Regions from separate parts of the Mus musculus genome. Here region 2 is linked to region 1. Evidence: chromatin loops called from intact Hi-C (ENCODE). Cell type or tissue: heart. All regions are shown on one strand. Each heading gives the region's core, and the rest is flanking DNA. Links, peaks and the distances in the headings are about the cores only. Region 1 has its middle 37 kb from the start of Cry1. Region 2 holds the start of Gm40730 (a long non-coding RNA gene).

Region 1 (8,340 bases), core at 287-8,286:
TACTTCACTCTATAGTTTTCAGTTTGTCATTGAGAGAAACTGAGGCAGGAACTTAAAGTTGGGATCTGAGAAAGAGGCCATGGAGGTATACTTGTTTTCCTTGGCCTATACAACCCGCTTTCATATAGAGTCCAGGGCTCCTGCCCAGGGCTGGCACTACACACAATGGGGCTGGCTCTCCTATGCTATCATTAACTATGATAGTGTTCCACAGACAGGCCAACAGGCCAACTTAATGACGCACATTCTTCCACTGGGGTTCCCTGTTCCTAGATGACTCTCTGGTTTGTGATAAGCTGACAAACACTAATCATCAGATCTAGTGATTCCAAGCATCCCTAAACTGTGACAGCACCATGCCAGTCTCTGCCTTCACCTTCTCAGTGACTTCTCCCCCATGTGGCACCTCTTCTGGCTTTTATAAGAACACTTTTTACCGGATTTGGAAGCCATCGGCTGATCCAGCGTTATCTCATTTTGAATTTCTTATCTATGTCTGCAGAGAAGCTTCTTGAAAGCTACGTTCACATTTACAGCTTCCAGGGATTAGAATGCGGGCCACCATTCAATGCATCATATCTCGTCACAGCCAGTTCTCCTTATTTATGGAGGGAGACCTTTTATAGGATAAGCTAGTCAGTGAAACTCCTATGTGCCTTAAAAAGTTACAGTGGACTTTCTTTAGGTATTAGTTAGGTGTCTAGAGTCACAGGACTTACAGAATGAATACATGAATACACACACACACACACACACACACACACATGGTTTATTGGAATAAAAGACTGCAGTCCACCAAATCCAACAGTGGTTTGCTGCTGTGGATGGAAAGCCCGAGGGTCTAGTAGGCACTCAGTCTCATAAGACCTGATGTCTCAGCTGCTCTTCTGTATCCACTGGAATCCCAAAGAAGCCGTCTCCAGTGTCAGTGAAGGAATGGACGTGCTAGCAAGGTGAGGGAAAGCAGGTGAGAAACAAAACCGCCCTTCTTCTATGTCCTTCCATAGACTTCCAGCAGAAGGTATGGACCATATTAAAGGCATGTGTCTTTCCACCTCAAGATCCAGATCAAAGGTATGTGTCTTCCTACCACAAAGGTCCACACTAGAAGTGGACTACCCAATTCTAGCCAAGCAGAAAATCTCTCATAGATGTGCTCTCCGTTTCCGGGCTAGAGCTCATTCCAGATATAGCCAAGGTGACAATCAAGGTGACAATCAAGAATGGCTATCACGCTTTGTACATTAAAACAAAATCCCTTGTTGAGATAGCCTTTAAACCCTGCACACGTCCACGCCCTCACTTCCTGCCTCCCTGAACTCTGACCACACAGATCTGCTGTTCCTCCTGAAAGCCAACACACTCACATATGCCTTCCCAAGCTCTCTGCTCCCACCATATTGCCACTTTCGTCATAGCTCAAACCTCATCTTTTCAGCGATGGCTTCCCAGAGCATTCAGTCGAAGCTGTGATTTTCCAGGTTCCCTACCTCTCACTAGATTGTATATTTGTTTTGCAGTTTATTTCCATAATCCAGGATTATAAAACTTTTCATCTTCACTGTGCTAATTCTCGTTGCCTAGCCACTGCAGAAGAGTGAAAATGTGCATTTGTAATAGAAAGTTCTTTCTAACATGCAGCTAGACTCCAAGATGACGTTGTTGCTCAAGTTGTTTTCCAGAAGCTGAGGTCCAAAGCTGAAAGCCAAAAAACATTGGACAGCCCAAATTTTTAAGTTCAAGGAACTTTCTAGGAGCTACTAGACATTGAGCTCATTGGCACCCATGCAGGGATTTCTGAAAGGGCCCTAGGCAGCACATATACCTCATCTATAACTAATCACCCCTCACATCAGATATATGGTATGAAAAGTATATTACTGTAAGGGAGAAAAGATATTATTGTAGTTCAGTATATTGGTAAGAAAATGTCACTTTCCATATGCCAGGAACCCCTTTGTAACATTAAGTGACACAGACTGGATGAACAGTGTTCCCCAGAGCCCTATGTTCAAGCCCTAACTTCCAACGTAGTGGGTGTTGGAGATGGGGTGTTCAGAAGATAACAGGTTAAAAGATGCCATGAAGATAGGGTCCTGTTGATGGGATTCATAGCCTCACAAAACAGGAAGCGATCCAAACACCTTAAGAAGGTAGCACTCTGTAAGCCCGAAAGATGGTCCTCGCTGGACCCCCAAACACGCTGGGACACTAACCTCAAACTTCTAACTTCCAGGGCTGTGAAATTTAAACCTCTGCTATTTAAACCACCACCCTGGCTATAACATTCTTGTTATCTTGTCCCAACAAGAAGGGCATCCCCTTCTCTAATGACTTGGATTTTTTTTTAATCTCTAATACTCTGTTTTTCTCTCGAGGCAAGCATAATGTGGTAAGACCTCTTGAAGAATGTTCTAGAGACCTAGAAATGGCACATCAACCTTTTTGTTTCTCTCTCTATTCTGGGGGGAATAGAGGATGCTTCATGGGTGTAGCCTTAGATTTCAGGATCTTTGGTAAAAGGACACTGCTTACTTACTATAACTAAAGGGAAGCATCTTGGTAGAAGAACCACAGGAAGACAAAATGCCCACAGTACACTACGATATGACTAGGAAGAAGACAGAACAAGCCTCCATTTATCCCAGTCCTCTGAGGCCCTAGAGTGGTACACAAGACTTTGGAAAAAGCTGAGGTACCAACATAAACATAAACAGTTGAGCAGGCATTCTAAGGGCCTCTAGGCCAGGTTAACCAGGGGGCGTGGTCCTAAAGGATGAAAACTGAGAGTGGCCATCCACATAGAAAAGACTACACGGTGCTTGCAAGGAGATTGCCACTATCATTAGATAGAATCGGGCTGAGCCGAAGGGAAGAGATGAGGCATGTGCCCAGGATCCCTGGAATAAAAAATAGGTTGTCTCAGGGTCATCTCTGGCCCTCCACTCCAACCTCACTGGGGCTACAGAGAAAGTCATCTGTGTGGGACCAAGAACAGAACTGTCAATCAAGTCTGACAATGGGGTCATGGAAAGGAACAGTCATGTACACTTTGAAACAAGAGTATCCACATCACCTAGGCAACTAGAAAGTTATTAAATCTACCCAAGAAGTCACTGAAGGAGCCCTTCCCAGGGGGAAAGGAATATGACATAGCATAGTTGGAAGCATCGAATGAGAAAAATAAAACTTCAGAATGGTATCACATTGAAAAGAACTGGATCCATCCCATATACCTTATCACAGATTTGAGCTTCAAAACAGGTCTGTGGAGCTTCTGTATGGCAAAGACATCATCATTTGGACAAAAAGCAGCAAGTTATGGAATGGGTAAAGTTTTTACTAACTAAGCATAGGATTGAGGGCCAATATCTAAAATATATAAAGAACTAAAAAAATGGATATCAAGAAAGCAAACAGTCCAATTTAAAAATGGGGTATAGATCTAAACAGAGGATTCTCAAAAGAGGAAATTCGAATGACTGGGAATCACTTAAAGAAATATTCAATATCCTTAGTTATCAGAGAAGTGTTAAAACAATCTACCTTGGGATCTCATCTTACACCAGTCAGCATGGCCATCAACAATAAAGCAAATGGCAGCTTATGTTGTCAAGGATGTGGAAGAAATCCATTCGTTGCTGGTGGAAGTGTGAAGTTGAACAGGCCTTATGAAAATCAGTATGGCAGTTTTCAGGAAGCTGGGAATAGGTCCACCTCAAGATCCCAGCTTGTCACTCTTGGGCATATACCCAAAGAATGCTTCATTCTACAACAGAGACACATGTTCAGCCATGTGTAGTGCTGCTCTATTTATCATAGCCCAAAACTGGAAACAGCCCAGATGCCCCTCAACAGAATAATGGATAAAGAAAATGTGGTAAATTTACACAATGGAGTATTACTCAGCCATTAAAAAAAATGAAATCTTGAAATTCACAGGTAAATGGATAGAACTAGAAAATTATCATCCTGAGTGAGGTAACCCAGACCCAGGAAGATAAATATGGCTTGTAGTTGGTTATATGTAACTGTTAGCTATTAAGTCTTCCGTAAGCAAGTGATGGTTCATATAACCACAGAGGATGGAGATAAAGTCATGGAAAGGGGATGGATGGATTAATCTCCCTAGGAAAGGAGAGACAGAAACATCTGGGACTTGATTGCTGGCATCCAGGCAGAATGAAAGAGTCTGAAACGTGACATGCTTGACATGAGCCTCCCTCGGCAGAAGCATTGGTACAGGTGGGGACACACATGTGCATACACAGGCACACATACACTCACACATACGTGAACACACATGCACACTCATAAGCACGCGTGCACACACTCATGCACACACTCGCGCATGTGCACGCACACAAGTAGTATCTAGTAGTCTCCCTACTGTTTCTAAATTCAGAGTTTCCTCATCACTAGGTGGCCCTCTCAATGAGCCTCTCTCTGACCCAGTTGCTGCTGTTCTGAACACTGTAGCTCTCTTTGCTTTGCTGCTGTTGGGTTTTCTCCCTGGTAATCATCATTCACGTGCTAAATGCTTGGCTTACTTATTTTCTCCTTCCTTTATAAGAGCCAGAGTCTGCTTTGTTCATTTCCATGCCCTTCCCTCCTGGAGTGCTTCCAAGCACACGGGAATCCACGATACAGGGTTTATATACAAGCAAGTGTGGCTGATCAGGGAAATGGCAGTTTGGCAGAAATGAAACCTAAGACAGACTCACTAGCTAACATTTGTCATCTGTTCTGCTAGGAGGACACGACTAGAAGAGCAGAGGAAAAAGAAAATCAGAGGAAAACAGTCCGTTTTAAAACAAGCCGTTCTGTCCCCACACGTGGCTGCCATCATTTCCTCCTCCATAAGCTCCTAACATCGTACCCAAAAGCTGGGAGGCACGCAACCTGAAGCAAGGAGATAGGCAGTCTGGATTCTCCATTTCAGTCTCAGCATCCTCATTTAACACGACGAAATAGCTAATACATTCTGTGATTCGGGAATCAGAGGCTGCAAGCTAAGGTCTTACATAACAGGTGTGGCCTCACTTCCCTACCCCACAGTTCTAAAAGAAATGTTATTGTGGGTACCGATCTGCGCGAATAACGCTGCAGAGATGGACAGTCAGGGCAGGGAACCTGAGACTCTCCAAGGAGGCGAGCAAAGCCTTTGCCTTCAAAAAGAGACAGGAGAGGAGTGCAGTTTTGCTTTCAAGCCCCAAGGTGTTGGCCTTTGCCGTAAGGTAATCTCTTTCTTAGAGCGCCACCTACTGGTGCAGGGTTTTGCAGCAACGCCTAGCCTCGGCTTGTACAAGCACCTGTTCTCGACCAACCTCAGTGTGTTTTAGAAAAGAGTCTTACATGATACTTCAAAACAAGATCTCTCTCATGAATGAGGTTTCTATTGTAGCTTTACCATTAAAAAATAGGAAGAAGCGCTTTCTGGGCCTTAGTTTTTATAAGAAACAACAGGTCTTTTGCTGAAAATCTGTCTTCTGCTTTACAAAGCTTCCTTGACTTGGTAAGGCAAGCATATTCTTGAAGGGTCATGTGTGCTAGCCAAAATTAAATAGGGAGATTTACATTTTAATTGCAGCGAGGGACATCCCGCTTTAAGGAATCCCAAGGGTAATTGAACATTTTTCTAAAGTCAAACAAGCTCTCCAGTTGTGTTTGCTTTGAAACTCAGCCTCACCTTTAATTTGCTCCAAATTCAGGTCCACCTGTTCTCATAGCACGGGTTCTGGTCAGTTTTAAACGACAGCGTTTCACTCACACCCTCTTTAAAAAGCAAGCCAAATAGACTCCAAGCCCATTCCGAGCTGGCAGCGAAGCCCATGGAAGAGATTGTTTATGAGATGTTTTGCCTGCCTGGATCTGGGGGGTTAAGGAAGGAAACAGCCCACACGGGCTCCACGCTCTTGTCTTGCCCAACCATCCCTGGCTTGCCACATGATGTCCTCAGCAGCTACCCCTCCAGGGTGCTAAAATTACTGTTTTGATTCCCTGGTGCTGCCAGTTTATCCCCCAAATTAATCGAAGAATTTTGTGTGAAACACACATAAGGAGGTTAGTAACGAAGAGGGGAGGGGCCTAAGTAAAAAGGATTACACCTGACTCCACTGTGACCCAGGCAGGGAAAAGGCATTCGAAGAGACTGAGATCCTGGTAACAATGTTACTCATATCACGCAAGATCATTTAAGGCCAGCAGCCTTAAAAGATGCTATTAGATACTCTTTTCCAAGAAAAGATGGCTCTGGGGAATTCCAATGATCTTAAGTGTATGAGTTTGCATTGTGAGTAAATCAGAGAGAACTGAATTTAAATCTCAGCTCTACATCACTATCCTTTAAGATGCAAGGGAAATTATTTGTCCTCTGTTGCTCCGTCTTCGCAATCATAAGATGGGAAAATAAGAACACTTTCCTGGGTAAGCCGTCAGGACGGAGGAAGCAGCAAGAGTTCTTGGGAGGCCTCCAACGTGGTGATAGCTATTAACAATAATGACCCAAATGTCAGATTCTTCAGTCAACACTGACAAGGACATTCAAAGGCCAGAATGACATAGTAGAAACGGCACTGAGTTAGACTGGGAGACTGACAGCTTTGTCCACCAATGCAAAAAGACCATACCCTTACCACAAAGGGAATAAGACATGGCCATTATGAACCAAGTATGAGTGACCACAGTTCAGGAACACAGACTCAGGCTACCCCCCAGATGCCATATTCTACTGTGGAAGTGGTCACATGAGACTGTATTTGTTACAGAACAAAGGACGTCATAAACCAAGGAATTTAACAGACGTGGTGGTAGGGACCATAGGTAGGTGGGTTAGAGCAAAGCAGAGAAATATCTTCTAAAGGCCTTAGATGCTACCCAGTGGCATCTGTTAGTACATCCTAAGGACTTATCTAGCAGTCACAAAAGGTGTTGGATCACACAAAGAGGTGGACAATGGATGCTTCTTTAGAGCTCTAAGACGGATCACAATAATTTTGGCTCTGGACTTGCAACATTCCAACTCTTCACAATGACTCCATCAGACTTATAGAACGTTTAACACAGGTGCAGCATTTTTTTTTTCTGGGAACATCACATGCCCCAGCTCTGTTTGAAATTGTCTGTGACTCACAGCCAGTCCATTGGTTCCCTCTGGTCCTCATTCTCCTCATTTCCTAGATAAAATCACAATGGTAGCCAGAGATCTGTGGCTTTTATAAATGAAGATGAAGGGGTTGGTGCAATGCATCCGTGATTGACAGCAATCAATGCAGAGGACTCAGGTTCCATTCCCAGAATCCATGTGGCAACTCATAACTGTTTGTAACTCCAGTGCCCACCTCTGGTCTCCGCAGGCACCAAGCACGCATGTGCTATAATACATATGCAGGCAAGCACTCCTACACACACAGGAATTGTTTGAAGTGGCTTCCCAGCTCTGAGCACTAGAAATACAGCAATGATTACTCCTCAGAACTCAAGAAAAGCATTTCGATCTAAACTCCACTGTATTTTCCCCTTCCATTTGCAGTGTCATAAATATGTGCATGTTTTAAAGAAGGCCCTCTTGTAAATTGTTACTAAAGGCTTGGTTGGAAATGAGATCGGGGACAGAGTGTGAACACTGTCAGCCCCATGGAGGGGCCCTTTGGGCTCTGTCACATCCTCTCTCTATGGAGCTGGGAGAGCTCAAGTTTGGTGCACATTGGCTTTCCCTATGGAGCAATTTCTTGGATGGAATTCAGGCAAAAGGAGGAGCTGTGAAGGAAATGAGCAAATATCCCCCAAGGATCCGGTTTTAATCACCACCATGTTCCTCTCCTGTGGGAAGCCGTTGCAGAGTGGCAGTTGCAGAGTGGCAGTTGGCTACTGCTGGCCACCACACATACATAGACAGTGAAGGTTCTTTTGCCAAGATGAGAGACAAGTTAACCAATCAGATGTGAGACACACCTCTCCTAGGCCTATATAAGCAGTACCAGTTCTGGGCTCGGGGTCTTTTCGCCTCTACAATCAAGCTCTCCCAATAAACGTGTGCAGAAGGATCCTGTTGCAGCGTAGTTCTTCCTGGCCAGTCGAGCGCGCGCAAGACTCTCGAACTGCTAAAAATGACACGTAGGGAAGTGACCTTGTAATGAAGTCAGAACAGCAATGAGAGGTCAACCTAGAACGGAAGTGACTTCTAGAAAGGAGACTTATGACTTGTTTGATGGCAATAGCTTTTATTGACTCCTTGGCTTCGTTGATGGGGGATAGGTACATCACCAAGAACTGCACAGTAGAAATTTGTTTTCCAGAAACGTTAGCGTAGTCTCACTAACAAGTAAATGTGAGGGCCTG
Region 2 (8,340 bases), core at 25-8,024, 120 kb before region 1:
GTGATCTCATCAGCCCCTACCTCCTAGTGGCATTCTGGCAACTGGATTTCAACATGAGATTTGAAGGAAATGTTCAAACCATGGGAGCTAATACAATAATTGAGTTAGGATTTTTTTTTTATTCCCCCCCCCCATATAAACATTTCAAGCTCCCCGCTCTCCCTTTAAGCTCCTTTCCCCACCAAGTTAGATATGTCTGTTTTCATAAAACTTTTCCGTCCTGAAAATCTTCAGATTTGTCTTTGGTCATTTGAAAGTTGATTGTTTAATTTCCAGATACTTAGCCATGTCCTACTTGAGCATTGTTATTTATTTCTGGCTGAGTTCCTCTGTGGCAGAGAGCGCAGTTCTTTGTGTCCATCCTTTGAAACTTGTTGAGACTGTATGCAGGAAGGGTTTTCGCTGTGGTTGTTGGATCTCATGTTCTATATATATCAACTAGGCCACTTCATAATCATGCTGGCTTCCCTATCCTTGTTCTACCTGTGACTGAGAAAGTTAAAGTCCCCAGCCATGCATATGGATTTGTCTGTTCTTTTTAATTCTTTCCCTGCTTTCTTCATTTTGAGATGTTTCTTCACAGTCCGTAAAAATGCACAAATTTATAATTTATTGTGCACTGGCCTTTTACCATTCTGAAATACTTCCTTATGTTGCTATAAATTCTTCCCTAAAAGTCTGCACTATTGAATGTTAATAATAACTATGCCAGCTTCTGTGTGTTCGGTGTAGGTGTATCTGTGTGTCTACATGTGCCTGTGGAAGCCAGAGATTGATACTGGGTGACTCTCTCATCTGTTTCCTCTATGTTTGGGGGAACAGAGTCTCATATTGAATCCAGAGCTTTTCAGTTCATCTGGGTTGGCTGGCCAATGAGCTTAGAGGATCCACAAGTATGCGAATATCCTTATGTAACACTGTTAGGTACAATGAAAAGCTTCAAACTGTATTGTTTTACTGGATCTCATCATATTAAGAGAGTTACATCAGACAAAAAGACAAAAACCGTACGCTTCATATGTTCTATTTATGAGATATACAAAAATGTGTGTATATGGGACAGGAAACTAGAAGTTTGTCTGGGAAAATGATTGTGAAGAGTGGGGAGAGGGAGAAAAGGGAGTTCGAGGCCAGCCTGGTCTATAGAATGAGTGCGAGGACAGCCAGGGCTACACAGAGAAACCCTGTGTCAAAAAAACAAAACTAACCAATCAGCCAAACAAACAAACAAAAAACCTCCCCACCATTATGTACAGTGACTATATGCCAATAAAGGTTTAAAATATATTGTTATCTTGAACACTCAATGTACCCATATATTTATGTTTTCCATCTATCTTCTACCAAGCTCGAGCCAGTTGAGTAATGTCTTTTATCAGTTTAGGGGAACCCCATCACTGCTTTTCCACATACTGGCTTCCTCCTTTCTCTGTCTTGTTCTTCTGGGATTCCACGCACCTGTGTGCGCAGTTTTACTGTCCATCCCTCATCTCTCCTAGATTCCTAACTTCATTTTCATTTTTTCCCCATGTTTTCATGCTCTCTTAGTCTATGTGCTTGCTCCTGACAAATTCATCAACTCATTAACCCTTTCAGCTCTTTGTAACCTGATCACGAGACTCCACATATTGAAACTCAATAGAACCCCAGGCGTTGCAAGTTCTGGAATCTTCACTTACCAATTTAAAATTCCCTGTGTTTGTTTCCGTGTGATTGAGCATGTGTGAGTCTGGCAACTGTAGATGGACCTCCAGCTGCATGTAAAGCTCCAGGCAGTGCTGTCTTCCTCCAGAGGTTAAGTAGCCAGGGAAAGGCAAACAGACAAACTTGTTAAGTCAGTGATGGCCTGCACTGAAAACCAGGCTCCAGCCTTTATGAAGAAAAACGGACTCCTAGCTAAGCCATATTTCTGAACTTTATTTTTGACATAGGGTCTCACAGTGCAGCTCAAACATCAAGGAACAAACAAACACCTTGGCTCCTTCCCTTTGGCAGACCCTTACTCCTTTCTGATCCCTGCAGCCTCATGAGTCTACTGGAAGTAGTCATCGGGCTTTTACTTGATCATCCTTGCTGTTCAGTTCTCTGGGATCCCAGACGATGCTTGACTGCCAAGGTGTGCTTGCAGGTAAAGGCCAGTCAGGCTCCTCAGTCCTTGCTTCCCTTCTTTCTGAGATCTTGGGCTCTTGCATCTTTACAGCCTCGGTAGTTTTCTGAAGTATTATTCCAACCAGCTTTTTCCGTTGTCCTTGGCAGGAGAGCTGGTCTGAAATTAGGTAGCTATTACACAAATACCGAATGATTACCATCTATTAAAGGCTTGACTATGTTAAGCACTTGTCTAATCTCCATATAACCATTCATTTAAATAGCATAATAACCCAAAAGTCTACATTCTCTTGCTTTCTATTCTTTATGGGGAAGAAAAGTAGTGACCCGAGGGACAAGTGGTTTGTTTAAGATTATACAGTATACACAGCATTTAAGAATTTAAAACAAGAAAACTGAATTTAATACCTTTTCACTTCTCTGGGGTTCCTTAAACCTTTGGGGCCCATGAGGTATAGCTTCTGCCTTATATTAAATAAATACACATTTTACTTGAGTGATTTTCTGTTACTTCCAGTCAAGTAATTTGTAATCAAGCCGACCTCCCACCAGAGCACGTCATTATTGATATTCTTCTCCCCAGTTCATTCTTATTATCCCCAGAGCTCCTCGTATCTTATCATCTTCCCTGCCTCATTTCATTTCCCTTGTTTTTACAAGAAAACACATGGGGTGATGTCCTCCTACCCACCGTGCCAGCATCCCCCCTTTTGAGAAGTACCGGAAATAGGAAGGCTAAAAGCAGGCAGCCACGTGGAAGAACAAAGTCCTCCACCAAGGTTAAAATTCCACCAGGCGCGTGTTCCAAGCCCCAAAGCGCAGCATGAACAGGAGGTAATTGAGCCAGCTGCTGAGATGCACGAGCCACATCCCCCCAACACATTAACCTGCCCGCCTCCGCTACGAAAAGGACCCAAGGCTTCCATTTTAGCAGCATGAGGAAACACACCATTTTCTCACGTCATTCCATAAAAATCCCCTCCTGGATCCCTGCTCTTAAAAAAGAGTTAGAATACTCACGAGAAAAGTCCCTGCACATCCCCACAGCCTTTTATTTGGTGAATCCTTACTTTATAAAATGTAGCCAGCTGTTTATTTTCCCACTGTTAGTGAGATGTGATTCCCGTGGTGGGCTTGGGAGTGAGGTCAATCGTGGTCCATTTCAAGAACTAGATAAGGGAAAGGCCAAAGGAAGATGTATGCCATTGAACCTGGTGGAAGCATTTCCTCTTCTCGGGGTGGCATGAAGAAGAGGATGCTAGACAACCATCTTCTCAAGTGGCTCTGCTGCTCTCTGCCACTCAGTCTCTTTGTAGAAAGAATGTAGAGATGCTGCCATCAAGAACTCCAAAAGCAAGCTGGGCTGTCTGTCTCAGAGGATTCTAACTTTCTCCACCACTAACAGCGATAACGAGAACAAGAACAGACCATTCCATTGGCTATTCGTTACAACACGATTTAAATAAATAATCAACAGGAAGGCATGTATTTTTATCCAACTTCTACAGAAAATGTGATTTTAAAGATTAGGTAATTTGCCCAGTTACTCTATAAATAGGAAAGCCATGACTGTAATAAAAGTCTTTCTTCTTTTCAAAAATCTACGCCCCCTCTCAGCCTCTGCTCTCTGCCTGATCAATATTGGCAATATGTATTTTATAGTAAGGCCATATCTGTGCCATGAGATGAAATTACTCTCTCACAAAGGTGGAAAAAATATGTTACCAAACTACTAGATATTACTTAACAAGATATTAGACAGAAGCTTCCTAGCTCCTTGAATGAATAGCTAAGGCAATGAATCAAAGTTACTGATACCCAAATATCTAAAGAGATCTAGAGTCAGATATCCACCCAGGACTTCTTAACAGAAACTCCTGTACTTTAAAACAGGGAGGGGGTTGTGGCGCTCTGCCTGCTGTATTGAGAAGGGAAAATTCCCTTTCCCTACAGCACAGAGCTCAATGTTTCCCTGTCTTAACATGACAGCCAGTTTTTTTTTTTTTTTTTTTTTTTTGTCACAAGGCCCACTTTTATTCTTCAAAGTTATGGATAAGTTCAAAAAGATTATATATATGTATGTATGTATGTATGTATGTATGTATGTATGTATGTATGTATGTATATTCACAGTATTCAAAACTAAAAGGGTCAAAAAGATGGCTTAGCAGGCATAGAAACTTGCTGCCAAGTTGACTCCCCAGGGTCTATCCCAAGATTTCCCATAACAGAAAAATACTTGCTGGGAGCCAATCCTAGCAGTCAGACAGGACCTAGCAGAGGAGACACGGAGCAACTGGAGGGGAGCAATGGATCATTGAGTCAGAGACCATGGCTGGGTGAACCTTGCATCTCTGGTTGACCTGCGGCCAGAATGTTTATTTATACAGATTCCACAAAAAAGTCAAACTTATGGTTTCAGAGGACATACGGATCATCTTGTTTTATTCCCAGGCAGTGTTCCAAGTGCACAGAAGATAGGCATTATCAATCTCAGATCATTTTAGACTATGTGAGCATTTATGGCGTAGGACATCTTAGTCTTCAGGAGAGTGGAACATTAAAGAGATAGGAAAATGTTGGAATCAATTTCAGCAAGTTCCCAGTCCTTGAACAAGGCACCATGCTGGAGGTACAGCTTGTGAGTTAGCCTGGTTTCAAAGCTCGGAAGCTCTCTCTCCCAGGCTGCAGGGTTGCTTGGTCTCTTCACTTGTTTTCTCTGTGTTTTTTAGTTAAAAGACCTCACTGTAACTTTATGTGAGCCAGTCTCCTTATGATTGGTAAATTCTTATATTTCTTTTATATTAATTTTATGCCATCTCTCTATACTATCAAAGTCTGTTTTAGGCAAACTAATTGTGTTATTTTTGTTATCTGAGGGCAGCGTCCTGTAGACTACATATAGAAGAAACCTGTAATCTGTTCTGTTGCCGAATCTATTGTTTCTCAGCTTGCTTAGGGGCAGGAGTGCCAGGAGAACTCGGGGATTATCCAACTTTTCTGTGCTTCTTACAATCTCCATGGTGATGAAGACTCTGGAGGAGGAGTACGGACGACCTTACTCCAAGGTGAGGAAGACCCCACGAGTGCAACACGGAGAGATCAGAAACCCAAGGAGAAAGACAGACAGAGGCGAGAACAGCATCAGGCTCAGCATTGCTGGGCTGCGTCCCACCGCTGCCGGGGGCTCCATGGCTCTCGCCATCTTTCACTAGTCATGGCTGCACCCAAAACTGACAACACAAGTTGCCCTCTGACCTCCTTATCTCCCTACACAGGCTGTGGTGCATATATAAGCACATGCATACACTAAATGTTAAAGACAGAAAATAAACTTAGAACATTAAAATACTTCCTTTCTAACATATTAAAAGAAACAGAAATATGTTTTTGCTACAGAGAGGGTGGTAGTCTCATACCACCAATACCACCAACAGCTGTATTCTAGTACATGTCTCTGCTTTTATGCTATTGCTTTGTCTTTCTTTGAGTTCAGATAGAAGGATCTGACTCACAATAAAAAGGACGACTCGTGTGTGTGTGTGTGTGTGTGTGTGTGTGTGTGTGTGTGTGTGTGTGTGTGTGTGTTTCCAGGCTATGGAAATTCTTTGATATTGCACCAAAACTTGACAAACATGATAGCAAAAAAATTAAGGATATCTATGAATCCAAATGTGTCATGTGCCTTTATTCTTTGTTACATTAAAATTCTTTAGATTCCCTCCTGTGCAGATGAATCTTTTACTCATTGTAACATCATATATTGATCTGTCTTTTGGAAGTATCAGTTCACTTGGCTGTATCTTCCAAATTGACATGTCTTATCATTTTAGCCCCAGATGACATTCATCTGACACCAGAACATCATTAGAGAACGTGAAGCTCCAGGATCATAACTCCAGATGCAGATTTTATATAATTCCAGTTTCTGCTTGAAAACTAAATTTGGTTGTTGGCAACAAAACTACTGGGGACAAAATGTCCCTTGGAAGTGGCAGGAGCCCTTATACATTCTCAAAAAAAAAAAAAAAAAAAAAAAAAAACCAGATGGCAAATACCCCAGTGAGTGTCCCAGTGCTTTCTGTGCCTGCTGTTCCTGCGAGCGGAAATGGTGCTCTGAGCAAGCAATGGCTCACCCAGCTTACAGCTCCGATGGAGACGTCCGATGGAGACGAGCTCTTTTCTTAAGATAGGCATCTTCGGTCTGCAGTGAAAGTTCTGTACATATCCTGCCTGTTCCACCACAAACAGGACTGTAAAAATGTCTCCTGAATTGAGGCTCACTAAATTCAATAATTTTCACTTCTTTTAGATTTTAAGTGAAATTAAATTGTTTTATTTCTTCTTGTGAGTGTTCAGTGTCAAAGGATTCAGTCTCCTAGGACTTGAGGGTATGAACAATGCTCATTCATGCTAGGCTACCAGCATCATCACCTACCACTATGTTATACCAAAGCCAACACAGTTGGGAAGGCAAATGTAACCCAACCAAGGGTCATGGAGGCACTGCCCTCCCTTCAGTTTATGGTCCCTAGTCTAAGAACTGCCTTCCTCACCCACCCCACCCACACACCTGCTCTCCCGCCTACCCTCCCTCCCCACAATCCCTAGAAAATCACTCATTGCAGTGCTTGCAAAAACGGGACACTTGCTCCCTCTCTGGATCTTTATGGAATTACAGAGTCTATAGGCAAAGTCCGCTGTTCTCAGAGATGAGTTGGAATCCTGGGGTACCATGAAAAGTAGAAAGACCACAGCGTAATATTGTAAATTTGGGTCCTGAACAGGCCTGGCTGAGGAGGAGAAAAGAGGGTCTTCTGGTGATCTGTACACTTTGACAGAGTGTCTTTATAGCTCTACAACTTAGTGTGGCTAGTGGCTGTAAAATGAATTATTTCTAATATATATCTAAATAGTAAATTAATCCAGCAGCTGCATTTCCTTATCCTAGCTAATTCCCAGTAACCACACAGAGAATCCAAGACTTATTTTATGGCTTCCCTTCAGTATCTGGGCAGTCAATTGATTTATATTAAGCCCTAAGCAAATCTGGTTCCCTCCCAGCCATGATCCCAACTAATACTTGCAGTTAGGGCTTGCATTGCCCAGTTGAACTCCCTTAAGAATTCTTTCTCCCCCCACCCCCCGTGGCCAATCTGTTCTCCCAGCCTCTACCCCTTGGCTCCTACTCTCAGTCCTCCTGGGGCTGAGAGTAGTTGGGTGTAGCACGGAAACTTGCCGTTCTTTTTTAATATTTCCCATAACAACTTTCTAGAGTATTCCATAATACTATAGAGAGGAAGGACCATGAAGTCTGTGTGTCTGTGTGTGTGTGTGTGTGCCATAAAAAAAAAATCGACCATAGGCAAACCAACCATAGTCTTGGAAAAAATTTATTTCTTACCACTCTAAAAGCTGAACAGACTAAAGAAAGCCTCAGTAGGTTCAGAAACTGATGAAAGTCGGCTTCTCCTCGCTCAGACTTCATATAGTGGGAAGTATGAAGCCAACGTCTTTTATATAAGCACACTAATTCTGTTCATGATTACCTACCAAGGGCTCTCCCTTTAAATGCTGTCACATTGCAGGGTTGGGGTCTGTCTTAGAGTTTTACTGCTGTGAAGAGGCATGACCACAAGCAATTCATATAAGGAAACATTTAATTGGGATTGGCTTACACATTAATGTCAGGGCAGGAAGCATAAAAAGCAGACATGGTACTGGAGACATAGCTGAGATCTGCAGGCATTAGGAAGAGAGAGTGACACTGGGCCTGGCTTGAACTTCTGAAACCCCAAAGCCCATCCCCAGTGACACATTTCCTTTAACAGTGCCACACCTCCCATTATTGCCAGTCCCTGGGCCAAGCATTTTCAAACCATCACAGCACCCATGGAAATAATACTGTATTCTCCCTCCTCACCTCCCTCCTTCCCTTTCTTCCTCCCTCCTTCTTCCTCCTTCCCCTTCACCATTGTCTGGATGAGCTCCATGGATGGAGGGAGCGTTGAGTGAAGGAAGATAAGTGCTCATCCTGTCTGTATGGGGCCCTTCCTTCCGCTGTCTTCATGCCTCCTCATTTCACTCGGTGTCTCTGGATTGCTAGTGACACTGCCACTCTTGTCCTCAGGCCACAGGGGTGGAGGTGTGATTTAGAGTTGGCCAACTATGACTCCCCGTTTCCTTGTTTCAGATGGTTGGTGTGATGGACGAGACACAAGGCCCAGCCTC

The links. Hi-C counts contacts between places; a loop is a spot of excess contacts. Peaks named below come from ENCODE experiments on the same cell type or tissue, not always from the same donor. Only the 100,000 strongest peaks of a DNase experiment are listed, where the experiment ranks them.
Region 2: it touches region 1 in a loop (2.8-fold over the local background); 3 of 42 quality-filtered maps call a loop at or near these places.

What each region holds. Positions count from the first base shown.
Region 1 is chr10:85,218,016-85,226,355 of GRCm38, reverse strand. No RefSeq gene overlaps it. Among named protein-coding and RNA genes, the nearest start is that of Cry1, 37 kb to the right of the region's middle. In heart, for the core only: no CTCF peak of the experiment used is centred there; no DNase peak of the experiment used is centred there; H3K27me3 peaks cover 1,273 bases.
Region 2 is chr10:85,333,510-85,341,849 of GRCm38, reverse strand. It overlaps Gm34712 (a long non-coding RNA gene), which reads left to right. Exons shown (of 3, transcript XR_380648.3): 2 at 5,060-5,177; 3 at 8,303-8,340. Gm40730 (a long non-coding RNA gene) reads right to left here and starts at 2,837. Exons shown (of 2, transcript XR_871919.1): 1 at 2,801-2,837; 2 at 1,898-2,280. In heart, for the core only: no CTCF peak of the experiment used is centred there; no DNase peak of the experiment used is centred there.